Regions from separate parts of the Homo sapiens genome. Here region 2 is linked to region 1. The links are chromatin contacts, found by Hi-C in ENCODE. All regions are on one chromosome and are shown on one strand. The core of a region is the stretch at or near the end of the contact, and the rest is flanking DNA. Distances in the headings are between cores, read along the strand shown.

Evidence for each region. A loop is a pair of places that touch in the nucleus more often than their neighbours do. Pooled maps may share reads with other maps.
Region 2: a map with no recorded cell type shows a loop between it and region 1 (13-fold over the local background). The contact joins two enhancer-like sites. A Hi-C loop is called at or near these places in 1 of 168 maps with a recorded cell type or tissue (naive thymus-derived CD4-positive, alpha-beta T cell), 1 of 37 single-sample maps with no recorded cell type and 3 of 50 pooled maps.

The regions. Positions count from the first base shown.
Region 1 is chr15:63,664,823-63,670,240 of GRCh38, forward strand. HERC1 (HECT and RLD domain containing E3 ubiquitin protein ligase family member 1) reads right to left here. Exons shown (of 78, transcript NM_003922.4): 40 at 4,716-4,876; 41 at 1,534-1,650; 42 at 1,097-1,328. Among named protein-coding and RNA genes, the nearest start is that of USP3-AS1, 67 kb to the left of the region's middle. RefSeq lists a silencer at 1,166-1,336. Within about 2 kb of position 3,934, at least 4 of the 41 ENCODE cell types and tissues checked have a DNase peak (open chromatin) inside an H3K27ac peak, as active enhancers do.
Region 2 is chr15:63,280,937-63,286,110 of GRCh38, forward strand. All of the region lies in intron 2 of APH1B (aph-1B gamma-secretase subunit), which reads left to right. Among named protein-coding and RNA genes, the nearest start is that of APH1B, 5.9 kb to the left of the region's middle. Within about 2 kb of position 2,380, at least 6 of the 41 ENCODE cell types and tissues checked have a DNase peak (open chromatin) inside an H3K27ac peak, as active enhancers do.

The sequences.
Region 1 (5,418 bases), core at 2,684-5,183:
TGATGTTTAATGAAGCTCAAATTTAAATGAGATCAAATATGACCTTAACTAAATCCTAAAAGATTAAATACTTAAAATTTGAAATGATTGAGAATTCTTGCCTAGGAAAAACAGGTATTTTGAAATACGTTATGAAAATATTCACTGAGCTTGTTGGAAAAAGCTTGCATGCCATCTAGGACACAAGCCTTGGTTACTATATGGCTCCATAGTTAAAATGAAAAATAAAGATTTAAAGTCATAAGAAGTGATGAAGGAAAAAAGATTTTAGGGAGAATTTGTAAGATATTCTATACATCTCATTTTAGGATAGGCATTATCACAGCAATCTTTTTACACTTAAAGGGGCATCTTCTACTAGATATTAAAAACTATAGAAGAGATGAAAATATAAATATTACACAGAGAAGACTTAAAAGTTCAATTCTAGGCCAGGAACGGTGGCTCATGCCTGTAATCCCAGCACTTTGGAAGACCAAGGTGGGTGGATCACGAAGTCTGGAGTTCGAGACCGTCCTGGCCAACATGGTGAAACCCTGTCTCTACTAAAAATACAAAAAATGAGCCGGGCATGGTGGCACATGCCTATAGTCCCAGCTACTTGGGAGGCTGAGGCAGGGAACTGCTTGAACCGGGGAGGCGGAGGTTGCTGCAGTGAGCCGATATCGCGCCACTGCACTCCAGCCTGGCGACAGAGCGAGACTCCGTCTCAGAAAAAAAAAAGTTCAATTCTATCAAATACATTAAATCAATGTCCAATATTAAAATGAATACTCGATTTTATATCACTTGTACGAGATAAAATTATTTTATTAGCATGTTTACTTCAAAATAAACTTGTTTCCTTTTTCAGTACAATTTTACACAAAAATTATGAAATTTCTTCTGGCATGAAAACACCTACTCAAATCAAAACTTGTCATGTCACTTTTACCCTTCACAGAAATATAAACTTGTAACTAAAATGCCCATCTTTTCATATAACTATATTTATCAACTTTACATACAATTAGAAGCATTTATGACGGGATATATAATAAATGGGGCTTTGAAATTTATAACACATGGAACAAAAGTACAGAAACTGGAATTTCACCTTTCACTAAAACCTTCCTCCATTTCAGCAGCATCAGCTGATGGTATGTCTCCAGGTGACTGCAAATAACAGGGATCATTTGACTTCCCGCCACTGCCTAGAACGGCTGCTCCAGGCCTAGAGTCTGCTGTGCTGCCCGACTGGGGCTCCTCTTCATCCTCATGCCCAGGGTGCTCTATCATCCACATGGCAAGGACAGTGATATTCTGGGCATCAGCCTCTCCCCTAGCACCTATACAGGGGAAAAACAGTCTGATGCTGACTTTGGGCAAAGAATTAGGTCTTTATGTTATAAGAGTGTTTGCTATGATGCTCTTGTAACAAAATATAGTGTTAAAAATCTTACCAAGTTTCATAGCCTCTTAAAAGTTATGTTGTCTTTAATAAGCTAGGACTTCTCATATCTGTATACACTGATATATAAAAACTTATCCTACCTGTAGCTTCCATGGCTTTGGCAATCTGCCGAAGAGAGAACCCCATTTCCAGCAAGGGAACTGCAATTGCTGGAGGAGGAGGAGAAGTTGAAAGTCTACTGCTTGGGTCTGACAAGGCTGAGACAAAAGGAAGAGAAATAAGAACCTAAATATCACTAGATACCGTGAGTAAAAAGTGTCTTCATAGTCCTCAATTTCCTAGTATTGTCCAAGTTTAATGAAATTTTCCTCTACTCAGAATATGTGGCTGGGCACTGTGGCTCACACCTGTAATCCCAGTTTTACTAACATCCATTTATGTTATACTTTGTAAAGATTTGTGTAGAGGTACTATAAGAGTATGTAAATAACCCACTCCTCATCCAAGTTCCATATTTGTAAATCTGTATACTCAATAAAATTTATTTGTAATCTCAAAATCAATACTCATGTACTTTTGTAGTCATTTGTGACATATGCAGAGGGACTAAAAAGTTTAGTCCCTCAACATATGTGTTCACAGCTGAGGTCCAACAAGGTGATGCTCTGCCTTCATGTTTCAGCTCTCATGTGAAAAACAAGTGTCCTTTTCATAGTCTATTTAGTGCTACATTCTTCGCATTTTTATGCTTTTGGTCGGTGATTTCCCTGATTAAAATGGCCCCAAGCATAGTGCTAAAGTGCTGTCTAGTGTTTCTAAGCACAAGGATGCTGTAATGTGCCTTATGAAGAAAATACATATGTTAGATAAGCTTCATTCATGATGAGCTATAGTGTTGGTGGCCATAAGCTCAATGTTAGTGAATAAACAGTATGTATTAAATGTGGTATCTTTAAACAGAAAGATGCACAAAACAAGATTATACAGCATACTGATCAGATGATGGAAATGTAACTAGAAGTTCACAGGAACTTAACCCTGTATTTCTCCTAGGAGCAATGGTTCAGTATTTGCTAATTCAGTGTTCATAATAACCTTTTAGAACATAACTATTGCTAATAATGAGAATCAACTATTATTCCATGTATTCAGTAAGTTAGAGGAAAGATTGAGCATGTGAAATAAACACGGAAGATGAGATTAAAAAAAAACAAATCAAATGTCTACTGATGAAAACTATAGTGTCTGAATAGAAAAATACACTGGACATTAACAGAACATTAGACACTGCAGAAGAAAAGATGAATGAATTAGAAGATATAGCTATAAAAACTATCCAAAACAAATAATAATTTATTATGGAGCTTATGTGTAAAAGTGAAATGTATGAAAACAAAAGTATAAATGATGAGAAAAGGAAAATAAAATCATCCTGTTGTAAAATTATTACTTTAACTACATATGAAGTGGTACAATATCACCTTAAGGTAGACTCTGATAATTAAAGACATATACTATAAACCAGAAGGTAATCTCTAAAAATATAAAACGAAGTACAGTTGACTCTTGAACAACATGGGTTTGTACTGCTCGGGTCCACTTACATGTGGATTTTCTTCTGCCTCTGCCACTCCTGGGAGAGCAAGACTAGTCCCTCCTTTTCCTAGCCTACTCAACGGGAATATGACTATAATGAAGACTTTTATGATGATCCACTTCCACTTAATGAATAGTAAATATATCTTCTCATCTTTATGGAGTCAAAAGTTATATACAGATTTTCAACTGTTCAGGGGGTTGGTGCTGCAATCCCTGCAATGTTCAAGGGTCAACTGTATAGCTAATAAGCCAACAAAGGAGGTAAAATGGAATAATAAAACTTATTTAATTCAAAGAAAGTTAATTAATTCAAAAGAGAACAAAAAACAGGTGGAACAAAATAGAAAGAAGGTGGATTTAAAACCAACCATATCAATGATCACATTAAATGTAAAAGGCATACACACCCCAATTAAAAGGTAGAGAATATCAGATTGGATTAAAAAAAGCAAGATTCCCTTGAGGTCAGGAGTTTGAGACCAGCCTGGGCAACATGGTACGACCCTGTCTCTACAAAAAATTACAGAAATTAGCTGGGTGTGGTGGCATGCACCTGTAGTCCCAGCTACTTGGGAAGCTGAGGTGGGAGAACTGCTTGAGCCCAAGAGGTTGAGGCTACAGTGACCCAAGGTCACTCCAGCCCGGGTGACAGAGCAAGAGGCTGTCTCTAAAAACAAACAAACAAACAAACAAAGCAAGACCTAACTACTACAACATGCTGCCTTTACCCATTTTAAATATAGAGACACAAATGGATGAAAAGTAAAATGATGAGTAAAGACAAACCATCCTAACAATTTTTAAAAAGCAGGAGTGGCTATAACATCAGAGAAAGCAGATTTCAGGGCAAAAAAATATCACCAAGGATAAAGGCATTTCATAATAACAGAAGGTCTATTCATTAAAAGAACGTAAGAATCCTAAATGTTTATGAACCTAAAGACAGAGCTTTAAAATATATGAAACAGAAACTGAAAACAGGAAATAGAAAAATCCACTATTATCGTCACAGATTTCAACAACACTCTCTCAATAATAGACAGAACAAGTAGACAAAAAAACCAGAAAGGATAAAGAAGACTTGGACAACAGTATCAACCAATTTGAGCCTGCTAAACAATTTATAGAACACTCAACAACAGCACAATACACGTATTTTCCAAGTGCACTTGGAATATTTACCAAAACAGATGATATTCTAGGCTGTAAGACAAGTCTCAATAAATTTAAAGTGATTCAAATTATACAAGATATGTTCTCTGACAATAATAAAATTAGAAAGCAGTAACAAAACGATATCTAGAAAATCCCCCAAATATTTGAAAACTAAATAACATACTTCCAAATAGTCCAGAGGGCAAAGAAGACATCAAAGGCAAATTAGAAAGTACTTTAAATGAAAATGAAAACACAGCATTTCAAAATGTGTGGGTTGCAGCTAAAGCAGTACTTAAAGGGAAACTTACAACACTAAAAATGGCTATATTGGGAAAAATGAAGAGCTGATATGACTAATGTACAGCACATTATTTCTCTCCGAAATGGCCATAATTCAATCCACAGCTTCAACATGAAGATCATAGCTCAGTTTAATGGGGCAGTTCCCCTTCATTAAAATCACTGTTTTACCTTCTGTGAAGACAAAACACAATGCCCACATAATAAAGTCCCACACATCTGGAATGCCAACTTTGGATATCATAGTGCATATCAGCACACGCACCTGTGCGGTTAGCTGGCCTTGCTGACTGGGAATCAGGAGAAGTTAAACTTTGCCTCCTTCCTACTTCATCAGAAGGAGAGGTTGGTAACGAAGATATTGGAGGAGTCTGTGCCCGACGTGTGGGAAGTACAGTGGTAGTTGGGTAACTAGAGAACATTTGCCTTTAAGAAAATAACAGTGGTTAGCATAAAAATCCAATTTACGAAATAATACATACATCACAATCTTCTTATAGAAGAATATGCAACCTGGAAGACTAAACAGGTTAGTTATAGTTTAATGGAGGGTGGGGAGAAAGACTCCTTAGTTTTAAAAATGATTATCTCATGCAGCACTTTCAGTATAAATGTAATAAAACCTTATGATTCTTTCAGCAAAATGCCAGCAACAAAGCAGGTTGGGGGAATACAGCCATTAGCAAAATAGATGAAAAATGCCTGCCTTCACAGAGCTTTCCTTCAACTATAATACCAAGATAAGAGGGGTAATTTGGTATGTACAGTTACAGTGCAAAGAAGGCTTTTAAAGATAGGTAACTTGCAGTTACTTTTAAATATTAATATAAACTCACTAGCTAGTCATGAAATTATTCACATGGATTGAAAGTAATGGTTTACAGGCAAGTTATGGAAAGAAAAGGTAACTGTCTAGTCACCTAGCACAACTGCAAAACAGTACATGAATGATATGTCAGCGGCACAGT
Region 2 (5,174 bases), core at 1,130-3,629, 390 kb before region 1:
TGAGGATTTCGAGACTAGCCTGGGCAACATGGCAAAACCCTGTCTCTACAACAAATACAAAAATTAACTGGGCATAGTGGTCCCAGCTCCTCGGGAGGTTGAGGTGGGAGGATCACTTGAATCTAGGAGGCGGAGGTTGCAGTGAGCCGTGATTGCACCACTGTGCTCCATTCTGGGAGACAGAGCCAGACCCTGTCTAAAAAAAAAACAAACAAGCAAAAACAAAAACTCCCTTCTGACCGCTGCCTTACTCAAGTACCAGGTAAATGAAGTCTCTGCTGCATGGTTATAATTATCTCCCTTTCAAGAATGAACAGTCCTCATTTCTTCACCTGGACCTCAACAGGCATGGTTGTGGCTTCCAAACCTTTCCAAAAGAAAGGCTGTTTGTTCTTTTTGGTCAGTGGACATGACCCTTTTTGTCAGCGCCTGGTTTTTGCCTGTGCTCAGAACCCAGCATGGTATTCTGCAGTGCAGACTAAGTAGTACCCCTGACTGGGCACTGTACTCTTCACAGCTCAGCCTCACATTGCACTGGGTTTTCCTGTCAGTGACATCATTGGCCCATATGCATTTTCATGCCATGGGTCTAATTTTGAAAAAAAAAAAAAAAAACAAAAAAAAACACAATTTCTAATACAGAATTTAAAGTTTAGGACTTGTATGTTCTAAAACCTGAATTATCAGCGTGACAAAATGAGTATGGGCTGTTCTTCACTGCCTTGCATCTTCATGGTTTCCACCTGAAATGGCAACATTTTCCTGGCACTAACTTAGGGCTCCAAAGGACTGTAGCTGAACATAGATCCACATTATTGTTCCTCTTTTTTTTTTTTTAATTTTAATTTTTAAAATTTTCTTTTTACACTGAGGAGCAAGTGTCCACTTTTTTAATGAGGGCAGGAAAGGAGTAGGACCACATGAGGAAGAAATTAAAGCTGTCAGTCTGTAGGCTCGAATGCCAGGAAGTTCAGAGAAGCCTCTTTAGGTTCCTAGGGAAACCATGTGTGCTTTTCTGAAAGGACCTTTGGAAATTTGCAAATGGTAGGACAGACTTGTACTAGCAGGTACGTTTGTTTGCATTTGCAAAAATCATCTTTTACGAGCCTTTAGAATATTCAAAATTTTCCCAGCAAATTTGAGAAATGTTAAATGTTATGTAGATGTATTAAAACAATTTAAGAATTATTATAATGCTTTATTTATGACTGACATTTATATGGATACATTTACATTGCTCTCTTATTCTATATTGCATTCAAATATAGGGAGTTTGGTTTAATCAATACTTTATCTCCACTGCCAAAGTAGGTCTTGAACTTTTAAATTTAAAGTGCTACCTCAGACTTTTGCTATCAGAATTTGGTGCCAAGATTAAAATGTGGAGAGTTTATACCAGTTTTTATAAATATATGGAATTGGATCAAAATATTCATTGCAATCTAATAATAAATAATAGTTTTATTTCATGAGTTAGACCTTAATCACTTAATCTTACTAATCTTGTTCTTACATGAATGAATAGTAACTTTCAGCCTGGCAGAGCCTTGCATAAAGAGAAATTGGCATGTGTGGTAGCCCTTTCTGCAGTAATTTTTTTAAAATCCAAGTTATGTTGCTTAAAATATAATCATATTTTGCCAAAAACATACAGTTTAGACAACTCTATGTTGCTTGAAACTCCTGTATGTTGCTTGAAACTCCTGTATGTTGCCTAAAACAGACATTAGGATTTTTTCTGTTTGGATGGAAACTTTTGTAATTTAATTCAATTTTGTCTTAAAAGGTTGATACCATAAATATTTTGTAATTTTAGAAAATCTTCCATTTATAGAAAAAACATTAAGATAACCATTGCTACAACTTTTAAGCAGCGTGTCTATTTTTAAAAATTCTGAAAATGGCGTATTTAACTTGTATTCATACTCCTTTCTCTCTCTCACACACACATTCGAAAAAGGATAGAACAAATGAGAAAGATGGTGTGATTTAGCAGTAGTTTTTCAAAATTTATATTTTTGAAATTTGAATTGTTTCTTTTTTTGTTCTTGGGAACATAATAATAAATGCAAACAAAGAATTTTCCACTTCAGTAAGATGGACGTGAACCCAGAAACTGATGATGTTTTGTACTTTCTCACTTCCTGATGTTGACATTGAGAACTCTTAGTGCTGTTAGTTTTCCTCCCACGTACTTCCATAACGTAGAATTAGGAAGCTTATTAAACTTTTTAGTTTATTTATTTAATATATTTGTGATAGTAGTACTTTGTTGTATCAAATAGCTAAAATCTTTGATTGATTCACTGATTGACACAGTCTCGCTCTGTCACCCAGGCTAGAGTGCAGTGGCGCAATCATGGCTCACTGCAACTTCCGCCTCCGGGGCTCAAGCAATCCTCCCACCCTCAGCCTCCTGAGTAGCTAAGACTATAAGTGCGTGCCACCACACCCAGCTAACTTGTATTTTTTTGGTAGAGACATAGGCTCCTTATGTTGCCCAGGCTGGTCTCAAACTCCTGAGCTCAAGCGACCCGCCCACCTCAGCCACCCAAAATGCTGGTATTACAGGTGTGAGCCACCATGCCCAGACAATTTATCTCTTAAATTGATTATTTGTCTTTTTATTATTGAGTTGTAAGAGTTCTGTAGATATAAGTCCTTTTTCAAATATGATTTGCAAATATTTTCTCCCATCTGTGTTGTCTCTTCACTTTCTTGATAGTGTCCTTTGTAGCATCAAAGTTTTTAATTTTGGTGAGGTTCATCTGTTTACTTTTTCTTTAGTTGCTTGTGGTTTAGGTGTATGTATTTGAGAAACCATTACCCAACCCACGGTCATGAAGACTGGCACCTATGTATTCTTCTGACAGTTTTATAGTTTTAGCTCTGATAGCTGGACTTTTCACTCATTTTTAGTTTTTATATATGGTGTAAGGTAATGGTCCACCTTCATTCTTTTGTATGTGATTATCTAGTTGTTCTGTCACCATTTATTAAAAGACCATCTCTCTTTCCTCATTGAATCATCTTGCACTCTTGTTGAAAATCGGTTGACTGTATTTACAGTTTATTGCTGGACTGTCAATTTTATTCTGTTAATCTGTGTGTCTGCCCTTACACCAGTATAAGATGATCTTGAATATTTTACTTTTGTAGTAAGTTTTGAAATGGAGAAGTGTAAGTCTTTTAACTTTGTTGTTGTTTTTTATAAAAACTATTAACAGTTGTTTATTATCATTATGAAGTATTATATACTGTACATAATTGTATGTGCTTTGCTTTTTTTTTTTTTTTGAGACAGGGCCTCTCTGTTGCCCAGGCTAGAGTGCAGTGGTGCAATCTCAGCTCACTGCAGCCTCCACCTCCTTGGCTCAAGCCATCCTCCCACCTCAGCCTCCCAGGTAGCTGGGACTATGGGCACACACCACCACACCCGGCTCATTTTTGTATTTTCTGTAGAGATGGGGATTCACCATGTTGCCCAACCTGGTCTCAAACTCCTGCGCTCAAGTGACTTGTTTGCCTTGACTTCCCAAAATGCTGAGATTATAGGCGTGGGCCACTGCGCCTGGCCAATATGTGCTGTGCTTTTATATGACTGGCATTGCACTAGGTTTGTTTACACCAACATCACCACAAACACGGGGGGTGATGCATTATGCTACAACATTATGACGTCACTAGGCAATAGGGATTTTTTAGCTCCATTATAATAATGACTACCATCATATGTGCAGTCCATTGTTGACTGAAATGTTGCTATGCAACAGATAACTGTATTTTATTTTATTAACTTTTACGTTCAAGGGTACACATGCAGGTTTGTTACCTGGGTAAATTGTGATCCTCTCCCTCCTCCCACTCTAGTCTCAACTAGGCCTGTTTTTCCCTTCTTTGTGTCCACATGGATACAAGTCTTTTATTTATTATCGAGGAATTTATAGAAAACAGAAATCTTCCCACATTTTTTGATTCTACTATATTGATATATTTGTTGACAGAGATTTTTACTATATATGTGTCCCATAAGCTTTAATTCACTTTTAACGGTATCACTATGAGAGGTAAGTTTATTTTTAGGAAAATTGGACATTTTAGTTGGTTACTGCTTCAGAGAAAGAAGATGGTCACTTAAATTTCTGGCTCATGTCCTCACTACCAAATGCTTCCAGATGGAGAGCACCAAAATGGCAGATTGTTTCTTTTGAGTCTAGAAAAGCACTCCCTTCACTAGGCTTATCCCTATTTTGGTTGAATTCTACATTGCCTTAATTTAATGTAATCAATGATATTTATATTTATGTAAAGAATAAGCTGACTATAATGAATACCCATACCCTGAAATTTAAAGTAACACAATGCCCAGAAAGTAAGTATGTTCTGGTTAATTTAATTGTCTATTCTTAGAGTTAACCTGTCTTGTTTCAACATTTGCTAAAAAATCATTTTTAAAATGTTTTGGTTCTTTTGTTGCCTTAATAAATATACTTTATAGTAAATATAATTTAAATATTCTTTGAGTCAGGATCTTACATTATTGCAGAGTTTTCTCACCAACAAGAATTGGTAATAGTGATGCTAGTAGAATTGACCAGCCACACCAGCATTCCTAACAAATCTGCATGGCACTCATGGTAAGCTTATAAATTGGCCACAACAGAAGGATGCATAAGATCACTCTGAAGATCACTTCTTTATTTTATTTTATTTTTAATAGAGACAGGATCTTGCTGTGTGGTCCAGGCTGGTCTCGAACTCCTGGATGCAAGTGATCCTCCTGCCTTGGCCTCCCAAAGTGCTGAGCCACCATGCTCGGCTGAAGATTATTTTCTCTTGAGCAGTATTCTGTTCTTTCATTCAAGGGTTCATTTATGTCCTGTTCTGAGGGTAGCATTTTATTCTGCAAGATACAACGAAAGTATCAGATCACTTTCTCCCTTGAAGCCTTATTGGTGATATAAAACAAATATGTAAAACGTTTTAGAATCAGAAGATCATATGATTAAATACTCGTGAGAGTTCAGACCATCAGTATTATAGGATTTAAGAATAAGGAGAGATTAGTGATTACCAACCATTGGTAGGCAGCTTCTTTAACAAATCGCTGCCTGAAGTGGACTCTGAAGGATGAGTGTAGTTTAGGTTCTACAGAGTGGAAGGTACAAGGGAGG